Regions from separate parts of the Homo sapiens genome. Here region 1 is linked to region 2. The links are chromatin loops, found by intact Hi-C in ENCODE. Cell type or tissue: CD4-positive, alpha-beta T cell. All regions are shown on one strand.

What was found. Hi-C counts contacts between places; a loop is a spot of excess contacts. Peaks named below come from ENCODE experiments on the same cell type or tissue, not always from the same donor. Only the 100,000 strongest peaks of a DNase experiment are listed, where the experiment ranks them.
Region 1: a loop joins it to region 2, with 4 times the contacts of the local background. A loop is called at or near these places in 3 of 110 quality-filtered maps.

Annotation. Positions count from the first base shown.
Region 1 is chr17:29,757,476-29,765,475 of GRCh38, forward strand. The region is part of intron 3 of SSH2 (slingshot protein phosphatase 2); the gene reads right to left. Among named protein-coding and RNA genes, the nearest start is that of SSH2-AS1, 120 kb to the left of the region's middle. RefSeq lists a silencer at 3,751-4,190 and an enhancer at 4,241-4,370. In CD4-positive, alpha-beta T cell, no CTCF peak of the experiment used is centred here; DNase peaks (open chromatin) are centred at 3,066 and 4,026; H3K4me3 peaks cover 3,891 bases; H3K27ac peaks cover 2,762 bases.
Region 2 is chr17:29,386,525-29,394,524 of GRCh38, forward strand. TAOK1 (TAO kinase 1) reads left to right here and starts at 3,839. Exons shown (of 20, transcript NM_020791.4): 1 at 3,839-4,500. MIR4523 (microRNA 4523) reads left to right here and starts at 4,138; the gene lies at 4,138-4,206. It also overlaps the pseudogene RNU4-34P. RefSeq lists enhancers at 3,395-3,634, 3,755-3,844, 5,005-5,244 and a silencer at 3,885-4,354. In CD4-positive, alpha-beta T cell, no CTCF peak of the experiment used is centred here; DNase peaks (open chromatin) are centred at 3,777, 4,197 and 4,937; H3K4me3 peaks cover 2,287 bases; H3K27ac peaks cover 894 bases.

The DNA.
Region 1 (8,000 bases), 370 kb after region 2:
AATAATTTTTTTAATGATGATAAGCTGTGCAGCACTATAAATGCTAAATAAACATGACCTCTAAAGTAATACTAATAAATACAGTTTAGAAGAAGTGAATATTATAGCAAGTCTCTTTAAAGAAAAAAGAAGTGGCTGGGCACGGTAGCGCACTCCTGCAATCCCAGCACTTTGGGAGGCCAAGGCAGGAGGATCACTTGAGCCTGGGAGTATGAGATCAGCCTGGGCAACAAAGTGAGATGCTGTCTCTACAAAAAAAAAAAAAAAAGAGAGAGAGAGAGAATTGCTTGAACCCAGTGGCAGGGGTGGGGGGTGGGGTGGGGGGCCGGGGTTGGGGGCGCCAGAGGTTGCAGTGAGCCGAGATCATGCCACTTCACTCCAGCCTGGGTGAAAGAGTGAGACTTGGTCTCAAAAAAAAAAAATTAGCCAGGTGTGGTGGCATGTGCCTGTGGTCTCAGCTACACAGAAGTTGAAGCAAGAAGGCTGCTTGAGCCCAGGAGATCGAGACTGCAAGTGAGATGTCTTCAAGCCATTTCACTCCAGCCTGAGTGACAGAGCAAGGGCCTGTCTCAAAACAAAACAAAACAAAACAAGAAACAAAGAAAAAAGAAGTGGGAAAATAGAGACAAAAATAAAAGACAAATATTCCAAAAATTCTTTAAAAGTTTGTCTTAGTAGGAAAACTCAGTATAGCAAATATATTTTTCAGGAAGTTGAAGATTTCAGCAGTCAAAGATAATTCCTCAGACTGCCAAGTCTCAAAAGTGACCTTGCAACTACTAAGGCAAAATATCATTTTTATAGCGGTTAAGGGCAGTGGCCTAGGAAATAGATCTGGATTCTAAGGACAGTTTTGTCACTTACTACCCATGCGGCCTTGAGCAACTACTTACCTTCTCTAAGCCTCAGTTTCATTATCTGTAAACAGAAAAATTAGTTCATAAGGTTGCTATGATTAAATGAGATAGATGTACATTAAACTCAGCACTGTGAAAATGGTCAATAAACAGCAGCTATTAGTTATTAATTTCAATTAACTTTTTGTGCAGAGATTTACAGTTCACAAAGTGTTATCAAATATATGATTTCTTAGGATCTTATGGGGTAAAAACCACTGTATCCCCATTTGACAGTGGAAGAAACTGATGTCAAATTATTTACCCAAAGACATTAATTAGTAGGAAAAAAAATTTGGACTTGATTGACCAGAAAACATGATTTACAACTCCTTTCCCCCCAAAAAGCTTATAATCCCTGTCTTTTAAAAATTATTTTATTATTATTATTTAAAGAGGCAGGGTCTTGCTCTGCCACCCAGGCTGGCATGCAATGGCACACTCATGGCTCACTGCAGCCTTGAACTCCCGGGCTAAAGTAATCCTCCTACCTCAGCCTCCTGAGTAGCTGGGACTACAGGTGTGTAACACCACACTCTGCTAATTTTAAAAATGTTTCATAGAGACAGAGTCTCAGTATGTTACCCAGGATGGTCTTGAACTCCTGGCCTCAAGTGATCCTCCTGTCTCCCAAAGTGCTGGGATTACAGATATAAGCCACTGTGCCTGGCCTTTTTAATTCTTTTTTATTTTTTTGAGACAGGGTCTTGCTCTGTCACCCAGGCTGGAGTGTGGTGGCATGATCACAGCTTACTGTAGCCTCAAGCTATCTTTCCACCTCAGCCTCCTTAGTAGCTGAGACTATAGGCATGCGCCACCGCACCTGGCTAATTTTTTCTATTTTTCTTAAGATGGAGTCTCACTATGTTGCCCAGGTTGGTCTCCAATTCCTGGGCTCAAGCAATCCTCCCACCTCAGCCTCCCAAAGTGCTGGGACTATAGGTGTGAGCAACCACACCAGGCCCTTTTAAATTCTTTTTATTGTGCTTATTAGGTTGGTGTAAAAGTAACTGCAGTTTTTGCTATTACTTTTACTGGCCATGAATATACATAGCATAAAATTTACCATTTTAACCATTTTAAGTGTACAGTTCTAGGGTATTAAATATTTTCACACTGTTGTGCAACTACCACCATCCATCCCCAGAATTTTTTCATCTTCCTCAAATGAAACTTTGTTCTCTTCAAATACAAATTTCCTACCCCTTCTCCTTCAACCCCTAGCAACTACCATTCTACTTTACTTCTCTCTGAATTTGACTTCTATAGATAGGTACCTCATATAAATGAAATCATATAGTATTTATACTTTTGTGACTGGCTTATTTCACTTAGAATAGTATCTTCAAGGTCATTCATACTGTAGCATTATGTCAGACTCCTTCCTTAAGGCTAAATAATATTCTACTATATGTACATACCACATTTTGTTAATCCATTCATCCATCCATGGACACTTGGGTTGCTTCCACTGCCATTTTTAAAGTACTGTTAACACTATTATTTTCATACTGGTTATCAGTGTCAGATTATTTACCCATTAACTTCTTCACTCTATGACCGTTCCCGTTTTTAGACGGAAAATGCAAGTCAGTTTATTTAATTGTGGAGCTTTTACAGTACAGGGCAGTAAAACAACTTTTGTGACTTTTTTTCTATTTTTTTAGAAGCTCCACCATGAATCAACACACGGGAGAAAAAAAGAAACTCAAACGAGTTTAATTCGATTTGGTAGGATAGGAGGGCAAACCATCTCTGAAAATAATAAATTAGTTGTGAGATTATCTAGAAATCACCTTACATGCTATTCTCTAGACCTTTAATAAGGGATAATGTAAAGTTTCTGTTGTTGGACATTAAAAAGTTGACCTGGGAGGGAGACAGTAGCTTTGCTTAAGTGCAAAGAGTCTAGGAAAATCCCAGCAGGTGACTCCTCTGAAGCCACTTGGAATGAGTGTCAACACACTAACACAGACCCAACTGCTGCTATCTAAGTAACCTTAAACCACTGCATTGATTTAAGGATGGAACCTGAATAGGAAAAGTTCCTCTACTTGATAACTGTGAAGTGATATTAACCACAAGCTTCAGCACACACACTTCTCAGAAACAGCTAAACCACAGTGGAATGACAACTCTCTAGAGACTTCAAAAACAGCGACGATTTAAAGATGCATTTGCGCTTTGGTGAATGAAGGTGTGCGTGCAGGCTTGGGCTGTGAGCACGTACCAGTAGTACAGGAGGAGATAAAATAGAAACTACCGAAATCTAGCCTTCTGGAATCACTCCAGACTACAACCAGCAGGAGCGAAGAATGGTCCTTCTTTTTGTAAATGGTTAGCAATAGAAACTTTAAAAAAAAAAAACCCATAATCACGGAAAGCTGCTCACCAGCAGGACCCACAGGGACTCCCGCTTCCGATTCTGTCGACTACCCTTCACCCAAGTCTTCCAAGTGCCAAACAGCTCAGCTGTCACTCGGTCACCACAACTTCTGAGGGACAACCCGCACTTTCAAAGTCCCTCAAAGTTAAACGGAAATTCTCCCAAAGGATTCTTCCGTCCACCCCCACCCCGGGACACTTTCCGCCTCCATGAATCCCCCCACCGTTCTACCCCAGCATCCTTCCCTCCAGACGCACGGAGACCTCCAGGCAAGCAGGATGCGCGCTCGCCCTCGCTTGATTGTTTGCTCCCCAGGATGCTGGGGAAAGCGGCTGCTGAAAGAGCAAACTTTCTGAGCGTTCGCGGAGGCGGAGGGCGCGCGGCGGACTCACAGCTGGTTGATGGCGTTCTGCGAGATGACCGCGTTGGCGGAGAAGTAAGGAATCATGTCGGGGCCACCGAGGCTGCAGGTGCAAGCGAGGGGCGCCTTCCTCTTGCGGGCCAACGTGCTCAGGGTCATGGGGCCGGCTCAAAGTGCACAACTCCGCATCCTGGCCTCTGCTCTGCTCCGGCACGAGGCGCAGGCTGCGCGTGCACCCGGCGGCGGAGGCGGGCCCGCCGGGTCGCGCGGAGGCAGCCGCCGAAGCCCCAGGGCTCGGCGGTAGAGTCCGGACTGACGGGCGTCGCCAGCAGTTCGCCCCCACCCGCGTCCGGGGCGGGACGGGCGGGTCCTGAGAGCGGAGAGGGTAGGCCCGGCCGGCGCCCCGCCCCAGATCTCGGGACGCCCGCGCGGATCCCGCAGCGCGCGTCACAGCCTTTAGGGCATCCGGCGGCCCCAAGACACTGCTGCCTCGGTAAGGGAGTGAAGCTACTCAAGGGTGGACGAGAAAGGCTTGCATTTCTCTAAAGGAGGATGTTTCAACAGAAAAGTCCTGCCTCTTAAAGATTGGCTCTATACATTGTACCTCAAACCCGTTTTTGAAAGATCTTAAAAAATGTAAAGGCCATAAATTCACAAGTGCAACAAATATTTATCAGAGACTTCCTATGTGATTTGGAAATTCAGAGATTACACTCACATACATATGTGTGTGTGTGTGTGTGTGTGTGTGTGTATATATATATATATATTTTTTTTTGAGATGGAGTTTCTGCTATTGTCGCCCAGGCTGGAATGCAATGGTGCGATCTTGGTTCACTGCAACCTCCGCCTCCCAGGTTCAAGCGATTCTCCAGCCTCAGCCTCCCGAGTAGCTGGCATTACAGGTTTGCGCCACCACGCCTGGCTAATTTTTGTATTTTTCGTAGAGATGGGGTTTCAATGTGTTGGCCAGGCTGGTCTCAAACTCCTGACCTCCGGTGATCCGCCCGTCTCGGCCTCCCAAAGTGCTGGGATTACAGGCGTGAGCCAGGGCTCCCGGCAAGATTTTTTTTTTTTAAACAGTTGAAGTAATGGTCAAACAAACAAAAAACAATTTAGATTGTCGATAACATCTACTAATGTTTGTAAGTAAATCTATAGAGGGCTTTCTTAGCCATCCCCCAATTCAAAGATTCACAGCCTTAGCTGCACATAGGAATTACTTGTGGTGGGTTTAAAAATCTCAATGCCCAGGCTGCACCTTAATAAAATTGGAATCTCTTGAAGGTGGGATTTAGACGTATTTTTCAAAGCTCCCCAGGTGATTCCAAAGTGCAGCCATGGTTGAGACGGCAGAGTAGAGATCATATCTTCACTTTACAGATACAGTAACATTTAAGGTCTAAGCAGATGACCTCGTTTATAAATAATGTCATTCAGGAACCCAGGTTTTATGACATTTGATCTAGGGCTTTTACCTTCAAATTGTATTCCCTGACGCCTTTACAGTTTTAAGCCCTTACCATGTTCCTTCCAATTCACTGAGCAGTGCCTTTCACCTGACCAGGGACCAGCTCTTTGTAAAATATGACTGCGCTCTCTCTCTCCTGCATGTTGTGCTCACAAATGGGGCTGGCATGGTGCAGGCATTCAATAGAAGTTAGCTTCCTTTTATTTTACCTTTCCAGTCTCATTATGCTACAGCAAATATTTTCAGGTATCAGCATTTTCAGCATTTTTGAATACTAGACTAAAATATATATCACTGAAGCTGCCTTAGAATTCTGGAGTCAGAAATTAATAATAATTTCTAAAAACTTCACTAACCAATTAGATTAAAATTAGGAAGAAGTGACTTTAAGACTCAACATGCTATAATCAAGAAAATAATAAGCCTTTGTTTTATATAAATATTTATGCTCTTTTCCCATTGGAAAGTTTGGCAATTTTCAAGATACTAGTAATGAAATAATCAATCCAAATTATAAGGTCTATGCCTAAAACCAGAATTACTCGTTAGTTGATTCTTCTATAAAACTTAAGCCTGTTGCCAAAGCACCTTGAGGGACTTGAAATACTGAAAACTCATGCTGTAAAGAGTTATCTAAGTTTCTGAGATATCTGGTAATAGGAAAGCACCAGGTGGCAAGTGAAGAGTTAACGGAAGGTCTGGATCTTGGAGTTCATCATCTTCATCCATCTCTAGGAAGGAAAATGTTTGAAAGATTTATTCAGGCTGTGTCAGCAGCCACCCAAATGGTAGTGTAAAAAAAAATCTGCTGATACACCCCAAAATAAATTGCTTAAAATATCTGGCAAACTTGCCAGTTTGAAACTTCTTCCAGACTGTAATTTATTACAGCCTCCTGCTGTGATTAAAAAAAAAAAAAAAAGCAGGCGCGTTAGAACAGCACTATTAAGGTGAGTCCAGTTCCTTTCATGACACAGCAGAGAGAGGATTTTATTGAAGTCAACACTAAATGATGCCATTTAGGACAGATGATGGCATGGTAATCATCTGTATCTGTCTGAAAAAGCAGGAAATGTATATTATTCAATTCATACTTAATATCTCTTGCATTTAAAAATGCCAGAGATAAAGATTTCATAAATATGTATCTTGTCTTTTATAAATAGGTTCCTATAGCGACGCCCCAGAAGTGCATAGTCCTTTCCTTTCTCCTCAGAAGACCTCTGTCAGTGTCTGTTCAGCTAAGGAGGCTATGTTAACGTCCCTATCCAGGCTTTTTCAAAAGCTTCTCAAAGTTAAATTCTCACTTTGAACTGTAATATAGGAAATTAAGAAAGTGCTAGAACATGTCTCCTGCTTTTTTTTTTTTTTTTCCCTGAGACAGAGTTTCACTCTTGTTGCCCACGCTGGAGTGCAATGGCGCGATCTCAGCTCACTGCAACCTCCACCTCGCGGGTTCAAGTGATTCTCGTGCCTCGGCTTCCTGAGTAGCTGGGATTACAGGTGTGTGCCACCATGCCTGGCTAATTTTTTGTATTTTTAGTAGAAACAGGGTTTCACCATGTTGGCCAGGCTGGTCTCGAACTCCTGACCTCAGGCAATCTGCCCGCCTTGGCCTCCCAAAGTGCTGAGATTACAGGTGTGAGCCACTGCACCCGGCCTGTCTCTTGCTTTTTTAAGAAAAAAATTAAATCATCTTTGCAAACTGGGATACCTTTAAGAAAATAGTTCTTTGTGCTACTGTATGTTTTTAAAAGTTGAGCAAATTCCTTTTCTTTGCACAGTGTGCAGAGTGTCAAAATGCCAATCAATTTAGTTTCAGCTCAATTTAATTCTTTACTCTCCACTGTCGGGAAACAAGCCTCTAGGGAGCAAGCTCTCTGTACCCATGCATCTAGGAATTCAAAAATGATTTCAAATTAGATTGAGCAGCATGAAATAAACTAAGTTAGTTTTCTACTCTACATGAAGTCAGAAGGGGCTTTCTGTAAAAAACAAATTTTGCACAAAGGCCCTGAAGAAAAATTGCTGCCTTTCTTTACATTCTTGCTTGAGTTGGAACATTTGAAATTAGCTTTATCATGTCATTTGCTGACCATTTCAAGATTCAAAATGTGAATATTCTAAAATGTTGGCTCTTGACAACATTAGCTATGACCAAATTAAGTTTTTGTAGGATGACACATTAATAGTATTAAAAATGCTTAAGTAGAAAATGCTTAAGGGACTTCCATTACTGTGTATCCATGTATCCCTTATGGTATAATCACTGTAAAACAGTGAAAACTGGAGACTTACATGCTGACCTAACTGTATTCCAGGACAGACCTGAAGGTGTGCTGAAATGCGAATGAAGGATGTAGTAAATATGTTTTTGCTGCTGTGACAAAATTTCAACATGAGTAGATCACTTGAACTGATGCCAAAAGCAATGTGCTATAAGCCAGGGGACCTAGTCTGTAGTTCTAACATGGTCACTTAATAAACTAAGACTGGCCAAGTCCCTTCATCTATAAAATGGGGTAGCAAAACCCTAATGAAATGTCCCTAGATCTGTTCTTATGAGAGTTGGGGAATTTTGAGAAAGGAATCTCATCCTTCTGGAGAATCCTGAGAAAATGTATCTAATCCAGTTAAGATAAACAGTCACCTAGTGCAAAGCAGTAGAGCCCAGTAGTTAAAAACTCTGGCCTTGGAATTAATAGGCCAGGTTTGGATCGTACTGCAACCATTAGCTATGAATTTCAGTTACTTAGTCTTTGGCTCAGTACTTGGCACTTAATTTAGAAAGTTATCGTGAGGATTAATTAATTTACATAAAGTACTTAAAAGAGTACCTGGCACAAAAATTTACTCTTTCACTTTAATGTCTGGCAACTTGAAGGT
Region 2 (8,000 bases):
CAGAAGAAGAGGGAGAAATTTGGGACAGACAAGAATAACAGATGTTCACTACAAGTGGAATAGAACTGCTAGTGAGGCTAACTGATACGTTTTTTGTGGGGATGCTAGCTAGAGTAGAATATATTAGCACTTGTGGTCAGGTGAAATAAAGCAGCTATCACCTGGATACAACAGAACTTTCATATCCAGACAGGATCTTCACTATAAGTCTGAGACATGGGTAGGGCATATTCATTTTACAGTATATGCTTTTGGGAGTCAAGAGACACAGAGAAGCATAGCAGAAAACACATCATTTACATGACAGGACCGGCTATAACTCCGATACGTACATCAGTTTGGGAAGCAGGTGACTTCTAGACATTCTTAGAACCTTAGACAATCCTGAAAACATTTGACATGTGTAAGACTCCAGAAATACCCATCGGCCAGGCACATAGTGCCAAAGTGACAGTAACCTCCAGAGAACTCTAGCATGTGTGTACACCTTTTCCTAGAGTTCTCTGTCACACTAACATTTGCAGCAGCTATTCTTCCATACACTCCAGGCAAACAGCTTTCATTCACTCACTCTTCTTGACATCTCCCACACCTAACCCAATTTCTGACACATAGGAGAAAATGTCTGCAGAATTATTGAACTGATAGCAAACATTTGTTGAATGTCATTATGTACATTATGCTAAGTTTGTGGACATAGATATAAATAAGACAAATATTCATATGCTTGTGAAGATCACAGCCTGGTGGGAAAGGCCAAAAAATAAACAGTTCTGTGTGAGGACTATTTGGTTGCAAACAAAAGAGAACCAGACCCAACGTTAGCTTAAGAAAAATGGGAATGTTTTAGCACACAAATGCTAAAAACTCCAGGGTCAGGACTGACTTCAGACAGAGTTAGTTCCAGGGCTTCAGTGATCTGGTTTTATCTCCAGAATGTGTTTCCCACTGAGTTGCCTTTGTTCTGGGGCTTCACAGCAAAAGGCAATAGCAATTCCAGTCCTTACATTCTCTCAAGGAAATAGAATGTAGTGGCTCTGAGAACTGCTTGAACCCGGGAGGTGGAGGTTGCAGTGAGCTGAGATCGTGACACTGCACTCCAGCCTGGGCAACAGAGCGAGACTCCGTCCCAAAAAAAAAAAAAAAAAAGAATATAGACCGAGCACAGTGGCTCAGCTTGTAATCCCATCACTTTGGGAGGCCAAGGCGGGTGAATCACGAGATCAGGGGTTCGAGACCAGCCTGGCCAATATGGTGAACCCCCCCCCGTCTCTACTAAAAATACAAAAATTAGCCGGGCGCAGTGACACGCGCCTGTAGTCCCAGCTATTCAGGAGGCTGAGGTAGAAGAATTGCTTGAACCCGGGAGGCAGAGATTGCAGTGAGCTGAGATCGCGCCATGGCACTCCAGCCTGGGCGACAGAGTGAGACTCTGTCTCAAAAAAAAGAAAAAAAGAAAAAAAAGAACACAGTGGTTCTGGATGAAAGCTGAGTTTGACAACTGGCTTCACCACAAACTGGCTATAAGAACTTTGACAAGTTAATCAAAATTCTTCTCTGTGCCTCAGTGCCACTCTTTCTTTCTTTCTCTCTCTCTCTCTTTCTTTCTTTTTGACAGAGTCTCGTTCTGTTGGCCAGGCTGGAGTGCAGTGGCACAATCTCCTCTCACTGCAACCTCTGTCTCCTGGGCTCAAGCAATTCTCTTGCCTCAGCCTCCTGAGTAGCTGGGATTACAGGCGTGTACCACCATGCCCGGCTAATTTTTTTCACGATGTTGGCCAGGCTGGTCTCGAACTCCTGACCTCAGGTAATCTGCCCACCTCAGCCTCCCAAAGTGCTGGGATTACAGGCATGAGCCACCGTGCCAGGCCCAGTTCCACCATTTCTAAAAGGGAATAATAATTATACCCACCCAATATGGTTATTGTGAGGAGTAAATAAGTAGAGTGTTTAGAACTCTCTCTGGCATATAATCAGCACTCAATACGTGTTAACTATTTCACTATTTTTGTTATCATCATCATCAAATTTCAGAAACTTTGTGCAGTGGCAGTATTGTAGCCAATGAGATTTATCCGAGGTGTGATTATTGCTCATTGAAAAATCATAGGCTGGGCACGGTGGCTCACATCTGTAATCTTAGTACTTTGGGAGGCCGAAGCAGGTGGATCCTTTGAGGCCAGGAGTTCAAGACCAGCCTGGGCAACATGGCGAAACCCATCTCTACAAAAAATACAAAACTTAGCCAGCACGGTGGCATATGCCTGTAGTTCCGGTTACTTGGGAGACTGAGGTAGCAGAATCATTTGATCCTGGGAGGCAGAGGTTGCAGTGAGCCAGGATCACACCACTGGATTCCATTTTGGGAGTTCAATATATATATTACATTTTTGGGAGAAAATAAGAAAGTTTCTTTCCCAAAAAGCCAGAGAAAATCTTATTGTACCCATTGGCTCTAATTGGATCATGTGCCCATCCCTGAGCCAGACTAGAGGAAGGTCATACATACACTGTATACACGGATTGCTTAGGTCTGATCAACATGCTCCTTCCTTGGAGCACAGATCTACTATGGCCAGCCTGGTCTCGAACTCCTGACCTCAGGTGATCCGCCCGTCTCAGCCTCCCAAAGTGCTATAATTACAGGCGTGAGCCACCGGGCCCGGCCCAGAGTTAATTTTTATTCATGAAACTCATATAACAGGTTTATTTATTTCAGTCGTTTTGTTGGTTAAAGAACCAAGATTTTTTATGACTACACTTTGTGTACACTTTTAGGTTCTCTCTTTTTTTTTTTTTTTTTTGAGACGAGTCTCATTCTGTCGCCCAGGCTGGAGTGCAGTGGCGCAATCTCGGCTCACTGCAACCTCCGCCTCCCGGGTTCACGCCATTCTCCTGCCTCAGCCTCCCGAGTAGCTAGCTGGGACTACAGGCGCCCACCACCACGCCCGGCTAATTTTTTTCTATCTTTTAATAGAGACGGGGTTTCACCGTGTTAGCCAGGATGCTCTCGATCTCCTGACCTCGTGATCCGCCCGCCTCGGCCTCCCAAAGTGCTGGGATTACAGGCGTGAGCCACCGCGCCCGGCCTTACACTTTTAGGTTCTTGAATAAGTACTGAGGGAGTTTTCCCTAAAAAAAAAAAAAAAAGTTTTGAGATAAAAGAATAAAAACTCTACTTCTTCTTTGCATAGGAGTCTTTAGTTTGTTTGCTGCTCTTGTTCCAAAACTTCTCATTACTCAACCTACTAAACCCACAGACACTTTTCAAGAAGTTATCTCTTTTCTACATCACCAATATATAGGGTGGCTTAGATCTGTATTTCCAAGTCTTACTGTCGTTCCAAGAATTAGTATCAACTATTAGAATCTCAAAAACTCAACTGCATACTGATTGCGCTGCCCAGTGTACCTCTGAATCCCACGGGGGAGGGGGTGTAGAACCGAGTTGTGCAGGAATGGGATATTCCACACTTCAGGGCAAACTTATTCGCAGGATCAGTGGCGGGCTTTGGAGGTGGGAAGCAGGAAGGAAGGGGAATGCAGATAAACTCTTCTTCTTCAGATCTCCGGGGTGAAATGAATGCACCTGACGCCCGCGTGGCATTAGAAGCTCCGCGAACTCAGTGAGGCCATGCTGGACAGAGGCTGGAACTCCGGGCCACCGGGACAACTCTGCCCGTAGCAAGCCTTGCGCGCTCCTGTGAGGGCGCGCGCGCGCGCATGTAGTCGTGTCTCGCGCAGGGTCCGGCCTGTCAGGCGGAAAATCTCGCGAGATCGGAGACGGGGGATGACGGTCTGGAGGAGGGGAGTGGTGTCGGGTAAAGGGGGGGAAGCTGGGCAGCGGCCGGGCTCTGTGGCTTCAGGGCTCGGGGAGAGAGAGGGAGGGTGGCAAAGAGACTGAGTCGGTGCCGCCGCCTGCCTGAGGAGAGAGGAGGGGTCCCGCTCGCCCTGCGCCCTTCGCGGGCCGAAAGCACTAGGCACTCGCGAACATCTGAGGCCTCCCGGCCCCGGGGGACCCCGCCCCGCCGTCCGCCGGCCGGCCCGCGGCCTCTCTTCCCTTTGTGAGCGCCTCCTTACCAGGGGTGGTGTTGGTGGCGGAGGGCTGCGCGTGGGCCCGCCCGCCGAGGGGCCGCGGCGGGGGACCGAGAGGGCCTCGGCTGTGTGAGGACTAGAGGCGGCCGAGGCCCGGGCCGGTTCCCCCGAGGCGGCGACGGAGACGGCTCCCGGCACTTCCCCGCGCCATCTTAACTGAGCCCAAGCGCTGAGGGCGCCTCCTCGACCCCGGTCGTCCCCTCGCCCCCCCCCCCACCCCCCGCCGCCGCCGCCCCTTGTTGCAGAGCTTGGGCTGGGCGGCTTGCTGGGGCTCGGGGGTGGGGGGCGGCGATCTGTCGCCGGGCCCCCTCCTCCTCCTCACTCCTCACCCTCCAGGGTAGCGGCTACCGGAGCGCTGCAGGGGGCTGCGCCTGCCTGCTCCGCCCCAGACCTGTCGGCGAAAGGGTAAGGGCACCTCTGCTTTGGGAAAGGGGGATATAGAGGGGGGCGGGGAAATTCGGCCCACTCGGGCCTGTGTGTGGAAGAAGGGATGTGGGAGTGGGGTGGGGGAGGGAGAAAAGGAGGGTCTGTGATTCTGTGGGTGGGGTGAAGAAGCTGGTGAGCTGGGCGCCCTCCGGTTTTAAGGGGCGAGAGCAATTCCATTCCTTTTTCCTGAGGGTCACCGGAAGGGGTGGTGGAAGGGGGATGTTTCGAGGAAGGTGTGGCCCTCACAGGGAGACTGGGTTGATGTGCACCCCGGTTTAAAGGCGCGAGGTCCCCTTCCCCTCTGGTGCCTTTGCTCCTCTTCTCCTTTGTAGTGTCTGTGTATTCTTGGGAAGGGAGACTGCTCTGGGTGGCTTGCTGGGTGGATTCCACCCCCTAGCACAGGAAATCTATACCCCTCTTCTGTAGGGGCGATGGAAGCGTTTCTCTCCCCGTACCCTTCCCCCTTCCCCATCCTCTAGTCTACTGCAATGCTGCAGAAGTCCAAGGCAGTTTCTTCATACACAGACCCATGTATACACAGAAGGGAGGGGGAGCAGGAGAGGGAAGTAATGGCGCTTCCCTTGAAAAGGTTACTCTTTTTCCTTTGGTTTTAAATCGACGACAGTATCGTTTTAATACTCTTCCCCTGAGATCTGTCCATGGGAAGTGTATCTGTTCTGGTGTTATTGTTGGGGGATATGGCCTCTCGAGAGGGACACCTCTCCTGTTAGAACAGTTTTGATGTCTCTCTTTTTGAGAGATGTCTGGATTGACATTTTTTGTGAGCAGGTTGGATTTTAGTTAGAATTCAAATAAAATAATTTTGTACCTCCTCATCCTCATTTCCCTTTTCTTTTTCTATGACTTTTGTAGTTCATGAAGAATTATTGGCCTGGCGCGGTGGCTCACGCCTGTAATCCCAGCACTTTGGGAGGCCAAGGCGGGCGGATCACGAAGTCAGGAGATCGAGACCATCCTGGCTAACACGGTGAAACCCCGTCTCTGCTAAAAATACAAAAAATTAGCTGGGCATGGTGGCACGCGCCTGTAGTCCCAGCTACTCGGGAGGCTGAGGGAGGAGAATCGCTTGAACCCGGGAGGCGGAGGTTGCAGTGAGGCGAGATGGTGCCACTGCACTCCAACCTGGGCGACAGAGCGAGACTCCGTTTCAAAAAAAAAAATTATTAACAATTATTACATACAGACAGCCTGTCTGATTCAGGGCATTTCTCCCTAAGCTGTGAATTTTTAGGGTTGATACTGTTGTGTATAATATTGAAATTGGATTTTTTTTAAAATGGTAAGGTTACAAACCTTTCTGCAGCTGTTTCTTTGTTCTTATTAATCTGCCTAATTATTCTATGATCTATTTTCTGTAGTCAGTCATTTTTCACTTCTTTTGCTACCTGTCATGTTTGTCTGAAAGCAGATCATCTTATCTGGTTTACAGTAGTACTTGTTGGTTTTGTTCTTAGTTGAGTAGAAATAAAAATTTAAACATTCTGGAAATGTGCTGCCAAGTGCTTTTTGTGACCAAAGAGTAGTTTTCAAGTCTCCATGTACTGATGATACATTTTTTTCAAGTGTTTAGTAAATACTGGTGATGTGATTTCAAAATATTCCACATATGACTATTAATAGAATTAATTTTTTCCCAAAGTGAAGAAGAAGACTAAAATGTGTACAGATAATGAGTTGTCTTTGGTGTATTTAGTGTTTTCAGCTCTACTTAGTGACTTATTTTTAAATACTTCAAATGCCATCTACATTTTATGTTGTCATTAAATGTTGTCCAATAGAGCTTTTTTGGTGTGTTTGTTGCATTTTGAAACCTGTTTTAAGATAGGGATTTAAAGGTGTTAGTAGTAGCGCTAGGCACTAACTTAGTTTCTGTCATTTTATATCATGATTTTGATGTAGGAGACATGGTATGTTAAATAAGTTTTATTTTTTTTTCTCAGAAGATGGAATTCTCTTTTCTTTATTCCCTTTTAATGGTCATCTCAATTCATTGAAATAACACTATTCATTTGAGTATTTATTTCATGGGACAAAGCTGCATGTTGTTGATATGTAGAGTTTTCTCCATTATGGCAAATTATGCCAGGAAGTCTGATTCTCCGTATTATGGCTTGTTGTTGATAATTATTTCATATATACTAGCATGTGTTGATCGAAGCATACTGCTCAGTAAGGAGTGACTGCTTTTACCTTGGGAAGTTGTAGGCAGAGAGGATTTATCAATAGAGGCTACAAAACTTAAAGGATTTACATAGGGTGTAGGTTAACTATTTACTTGCTATATTTCAGCATGCTATAACTAAGGACAACTGAAAAAAAAACAACTCTCTTTTTTCATAGCTGGTAGGAATGTTGCCTAAAAGTGGAAAAGTATGTTCATGATCAATTAGATAAATACATTATTAAGGAAAAATTGCCTGAGGGTTATTTCAGATGACCTCTGATGCCACTGTCAGAAAGAAAATGCTGAGAGCTGTTAGTCTGAGTTGATTCTAGATTAGTATGGCACTTCTTATGTTTCTAAATAGTTCATCTACAAAATGGCAGTGTACATCACTTCCTGTTCTTTCACAACTGGCTCTTTCACTGGATTCTCTTTTAATGACTTAATTTTTGGCATTCTGATATCTGATTTGTTAATTTGGTTATAATTCTCATGTTTTATAGGTGGAAGAATTTCTGAGAATCAGCTGGATTTAAAGGCTTTTAATAGTTTAAGATTATCTTGACAGTAACAAAACATTGCTTCCAAACTAAAGGATAGTATTGCAAACAAATTTAAACTCTGAGAGGTTTTAAAGAAGTACAGCAATGTACAGAATCAGAAGTATGAGGGCACTGAATAGAAAATAATTATCGTATTTTTTATAATGTCGATTTTGGGAGAAGTGAGGATATGGCAAGTAATTGAATGGGTGTTGATATAAAATAAACTTTCTGTATAACAAGGTGTATACATGATATTTGGGCCCATGTTACGATGCCATTTTAACAGTAAGAAAGCAACTCTTTAGTTACAGGATACTAGAAAGACTGGATGCTCATAACTAACCATGAGTATGATTTATTTTAATAATTTGCCAGTTTTTTTTTTTTTTTTTTTTTTTTTTTTTTTTTGAGACGGAGTCTTGCTCTGTCGCCCAGGCTGGAGTGCAGTGGCACGATCTCGGCTCACTGCAAGTTCCACCTCCTGGGTTTACGCCAGTCTCCTGCCTCAGCCTCCTGAGTAGCTGGGACTACAGGCGCCTGCCACCAAGCCCAGCTAATTTTTTGTATTTTTAGTAGAGACGGGGTTTCACTGTGTTAGCCAGGATGGTCTCGATCTCCTGACCTTGTGATCTGCCCGCCTCAGCCTCCCAGAGTGCTGGGATTACAGGCTTGAGCCACCGTGCCCGGCAAATTTGCCAGTTCTTAATAGACATGAATATTTAGTAAATCCAGAAGATATCTAGGGGTCA